Linked DNA regions of Mus musculus: region 1 is linked to region 2. Evidence: chromatin loops called from intact Hi-C (ENCODE). Cell type or tissue: heart. All regions are shown on one strand.

The links. A loop is a pair of places that touch in the nucleus more often than their neighbours do. Peaks named below come from ENCODE experiments on the same cell type or tissue, not always from the same donor. Only the 100,000 strongest peaks of a DNase experiment are listed, where the experiment ranks them.
Region 1: a loop joins it to region 2, with 9 times the contacts of the local background. A loop is called at or near these places in 5 of 42 quality-filtered maps.

What each region holds. Positions count from the first base shown.
Region 1 is chr9:109,684,531-109,687,030 of GRCm38, reverse strand. All of the region lies in intron 9 of Fbxw18 (F-box and WD-40 domain protein 18), which reads left to right. Among named protein-coding and RNA genes, the nearest start is that of Fbxw18, 17 kb to the left of the region's middle. In heart, a CTCF peak has its summit at 1,544 (motif pointing left); no DNase peak of the experiment used is centred here.
Region 2 is chr9:109,831,443-109,833,942 of GRCm38, reverse strand. It overlaps Nme6 (NME/NM23 nucleoside diphosphate kinase 6), which reads right to left and starts at 1,149. Exons shown (of 7, transcript NM_018757.1): 1 at 1,136-1,149; 2 at 648-747. In heart, a CTCF peak has its summit at 1,413 (motif pointing right); DNase peaks (open chromatin) are centred at 972 and 1,172; H3K4me3 peaks cover 1,732 bases; H3K27ac peaks cover 1,491 bases.

The DNA.
Region 1 (2,500 bases), 150 kb after region 2:
TGATTGCCATTTAGCAAGATACCATGACCCTCCCCCCCCCCCCAAAAAAAAAGGAAAAGAAAAAAAGAGTCCCTGCTCTTGCAGGATTTTTATGTGTAGTCTCAGCAGTCTTGGAATCAGGCTGACATTGAACTCTACCTTGAGATCCACCAGTCTCTGTCTCCATAGTACTGGGGCTAAACGTGTTCACCCAGTATCCCTATTCAATAAGGGCCAACAGCACATGACAATTTACCAATATAACTTAAATTACATGTATGACTTAAAGATATTTCTTCCTCTGAACATAGTGGCACAGAGCTATAATTCCAGCCTGCTGGAAACTAAGGCAGAAAAATTACTTCAAGTTTGAGGCTAGCATATGCTACATTCAAATTCAATGCTAGTCTCTGCTATACATTGAAATCTTATTTCATTTTCCCCTCACACTCTGTGGGGGTTATCTTCATTGTATTGATTATTTGTTGTTGTTGTTTGGTAGGTTTTGGTGTTTTGTTTGTTTTCTCCACTATGCTGTGGAGAGACCTTATAGTTTGATTCAGTCCTATTTGTCAATTCTTGCTTTGGTTGCTGGTACTTGGGAGTTCCTAGCCAAGAACTCCTGCCTAGACCCAAGTCATGGAGCTTTTTCTACAGATTCTCTTAGTGATTTTCTAGTCTCAGATCTAGTCTTTCTTTCAATGTGTTATGAGTTGATTATTGAATTATTGAGTAGTGGGAGGTATAAGAATATGGTGGTCTTTGAATCTCTGTGACACCATTTACTAGAGGGTCTATTTCTTGTCCTTAAATAAAAAAAATCAACAAATGATAAAAGTGCAGGTTCTCCTTCTAGGCTGTGATGCGTGTGTTTGAGGGCAGTGTCATTCATTCTGGTTTGATCACAGCAGCTTGCTGTGATATATTTTTAAATCTGATATGTGATGGCTTCAGTTTTGTTGTTTTGCTCAAGACGGCCTTTTGTATGTAAAGTGTGTGTGTGTGTGTGTGTGTGTGTGTGTGTGTATTTGAGCATGTACATGTATTTTTTTTTTTGAGATATCTTGTATACTCCCAGATTGGCCTGAAACTTGCTATGTAATTAAGGCTAGCCTAAAACTTTATGTATCCAATGCTTGCTTTGAATTCCTGAACCTTTTCGCTTTCACTCAGTCTTGGTTTTTTTCATTGGTATTTTCTTCTCCTTCAAGATTTGGAAAGGACTTTATCCTGTTTGTCTGGCTTGTATGATGTGCTGAAAGATCTATTGTCATTGGGGTCTGTCATTCTATAGATCAGGGGTAATGCCCCTGTGATTTTAAGCTTTTTATTTAATTTCTAGAAACTCGTTCTTGGTGAATCTAGTATAAATAGTTGGAGCTTAATGTATTTGAGCTAGATTTGCTTTGACTCTCAGGAGACTTAAAATTTGGGCAAGGTACTTTGTCTTCCTTGTGCTGGGGTAGTGAATACAGGGTAGGCCTGACACTTAAGCTCTTGTGTGATCCATTAGAGGTTTCTGTCAGTACTAAAGAATGGAATAATTGACATGTGCCCCACCGTGCCCCCTAGTGGGGAGGGGATGCACTGCTACATTCACTGTGTATCAAGTTTGGCTAAGGGAACAGAACTCAGTTTTAAAATAAACATTTTTTCCTTTTTAAATATTTTTTATTAGGTATTTTCCTCATTTACATTTCCAATGTTATCCCAAAAGTCCCCCATACCCTCTCCCCACCCTCCTAACCACCTACTCCCACTTTTTGGCCCTGGCGTTCCCCTGTACTGGGGCATATAAAGTTTGCATGACCAATGGGCCTCTCTTTCCAGTGATGGCCGACTAGGCCATCTTTTGATACATATGCAGCTAGAGACAAGAGCTCCAGGGTACTGGTTAGTTCATATTGTTGTTCCACGTATAGGGTTGCAGACCCCTTTAGCTCCTTGGGTACTTTCTCTAGCTCCTCCATTGGGGGCCCTGTGATCCATCCAATAGCTGACTGTGAGCATCCAGTTCTGTGTTTGCTAGGCCCTGGCATAGTCTCACAAGAGAGCTATATCAGGGTCCTTTCAGCAAAATCTTGCTAGTGTATGCAATGGTGTCAGCGTTTGGAGGCTAATTATGGGATGGATCCCTGGATATGGCAGTCTCTAGATGGTCCATCTTTTTGTCTCAGCTCCAAACTTTGTCTCTGTAACTCTGTCCATGGGTGTTTTGTTTCCAATTCTAAGAAGGGGCAAAGTGTCCACACTTTGGTCTTCGTTCTTCTTGAGTTTCATGTGTTTTGCAAATTGTATCTTGTATCTTGGGTATTCTAAGTTTCTGGGCTAATATCCACTTATCAGTGAGTACATATCATGTGAGTTCTTTTGTGATTGTGTTACCTCACTCAGGATGATGCCCTCCAGGTCCATCCATTTGCCTAGGAATTTCATAAATTCATTCTTTTAATAGCTGAGTAGTACTCCATTGTGTAAATGTACCACATTTTCTGTATCCATTCCTCTGTTGAGGGGGCAT
Region 2 (2,500 bases):
TGGTCTACAGAGTGAGTTCCAGGACAGCCAGGGCTACACAGAGAAACCCTGTCTCGAAAAACCAAAACCAGAAAAAAAAAGTCCATACAAATCTTTTCCTTATAATTACCATTACCCCTTTGTCTTGGACTTCTGTGACACCCTCTGTGATGGTGTCTAAACTTTACTCTCGCCACTCTGCAAATCTGTGCTAAAGAACATTACAGCTACTGGAATGAAAGCTAATCATATAGACTCCTCTTTAACCCTCCAAAGGATATTCTGATTTTTGAAGACAAAGGTCCTCACACAGACTCTGGGACGTTAACCTGCCCTTTTTGGCACTTCTGTCCCTGGGCACTCCTCTGGGTTCATGTGGTGCACCTTACTTCTTCTGCTCCAGTGTCATAGGTGTTTTCAGTCCCATGCCTTTCTGGCCTGACTATCTTCGTGTAAGGACGTGTTCCCATCCTCTCCCCCCAGCCCCCAAGTTCCACTCCCTGCTTATCTCCCACTTGCCCATTTGCACTCGGCTCACGTCTGCAGTCATACTTTCTCAATGCTTCCTTCGGTTACATAGTCCACATAAAGGACAGCTTCATGAAAGCACAAGTCCGCTTTGCTCACCATCTTCACCTCAGTCCCTCCGCAGGGTGCCTAGTACATACCTGGATTTCCACAGATCTTAGCTGGATGAATCAGTGCATGAACCTGATCTAGCCATTCCAAGGCCAGGCTGCTAAGGGGTCTCCTGGGAGGACCGGCGATCTGTAGAGAGGGTGTGGTTCCAGTTAGGTTAGGGCTGTCTTAGTTATTGGTTTACAAGAAAGTGCTGCCAAGCAAAGAAACTGGCTTGACTTTGTCAACCGATCAGACATTTACACGTTTTACAAGTTGCCTGGCCAACTGAGGAAGCCACTACTTTAGCGCCCACGCTAGTCACGTGGTCGCTGGCCCGTCAACTCCACTTCTGCAGCCACACCTCCTACTCGTCTCCCTCCCTCCCCAGCCGCCCCCTAAGTCTTGGCTCCCAACCCTCCTATTGCCCTCGTATTCTAGGACACAACCGAACAACCTGGGCTTCTCTACTACAGGCCGAAGCCCACACCAGACTCAGTTATTCGGTCTCCAAAGCGAGCCCGGGTTCTGGGTTCACCTGGTACTCCCGCCAATCCTCCTGGTCACCAGGCACTGAGCAAGATAGCCCACGGGTCCTTTGGGGTCCTTCAGGCACGCGGCAGGGCAGCCCTCCGGATCCTGCAGTCTGGCGCTGCACGCCTGGTGGGCTAGAGAGATCTGTTGCGGCGCCGGCAGCTTGTTTACACAGCGTATCTTCCTCAGGAAAGTCCATTTCTTTATTTTTTTTAAAGGCTTTAATTTAAAAATTTTTTACGTGTAAGCGTATTCTGCCTGCGCATGTATGTTTCACGTGCGTTCCTTGTGCCTATGAAACCAGGAGAGGGCGCTGGATCCTCTGGAACCTGATGGCTGTGAGCTTAGACCTGGGTATTGGGAATATAACCCAGGTTCCCATGAAGAGCAGTCTGTGCCGTACCCTTAACCACTGAGCTATCTCTCTAGTGTGAAAATCCATTTATTATGATGTTTTGCCTGTAGGTATGTCTGGGTACAGCACCAGGGTGACTGGTGCCAGTAGAGGCCAGAAAGGGCTGTCAGCTGGAACTGAAGTTACAGATGTTTTGAACCATTGTGTGGGTTCTGGTATCGAACCCACCTTCTCTGCAAGATCAGTGAGTGCTCTTAAACACTGAGCCATCTCTCCAGTCTGAAAGTTCATTTTTTGTCTGTCTGCCTGTCCTGCTGGTGAAGGCATGAGTTCATTTCTGCTTTCACGGGATGAGAATAACCTTACTATATACCTGCAGTCAGGCATCTTGTTTTAATTTTACTTCCCAGGCCGGCCATGCCCAAGTTTACTTACTTTCTTTTTTTTTTTTTTTTTAATAATATTATTATTTATTTTATGTATATGGGTGCACTGTAGCTGTACAGATGGTTGTGAGCCTTCATGTGGTTGTTGGGAACTGAATTTTTAGGACCTTTGCTCACTCTGATCAGCCCCACTTGCTCTGGTCCACTTCGCTCGCTCAGGTACACTGTAGCTGTCTTCAGACGTACCAGAAGAGGGTGTCAGATCTCATTACGGATGGTTGTGAGCCACCATGTGGTTGCTGGGATTTGAACTCAGGACCTTTGGAAGAGCAGTCAGTGCTCTTACCCACTGAGCCATCTCACCAGCCCCCCAAGTTTACTTTCTATAGTTCATCCTCATTAACATACCTCTGGAGTATAAGAGACCTCCCATGAGCTCAGTTTTCCTTCTGCCTATGTGGCTTCTGCATGCACATACAACACACACAGTGGAAGACTGGTTGCATAGTTTACATGTGTTTCAACCATTCTCAACAACAAGCCAGCATAATCAAAGGGCAGATGTAAAGGAGGATGTAGAGGTTTATTTGGAACTGTTGTTAAGAACTAACGAAGAGGCTCTCTGCTC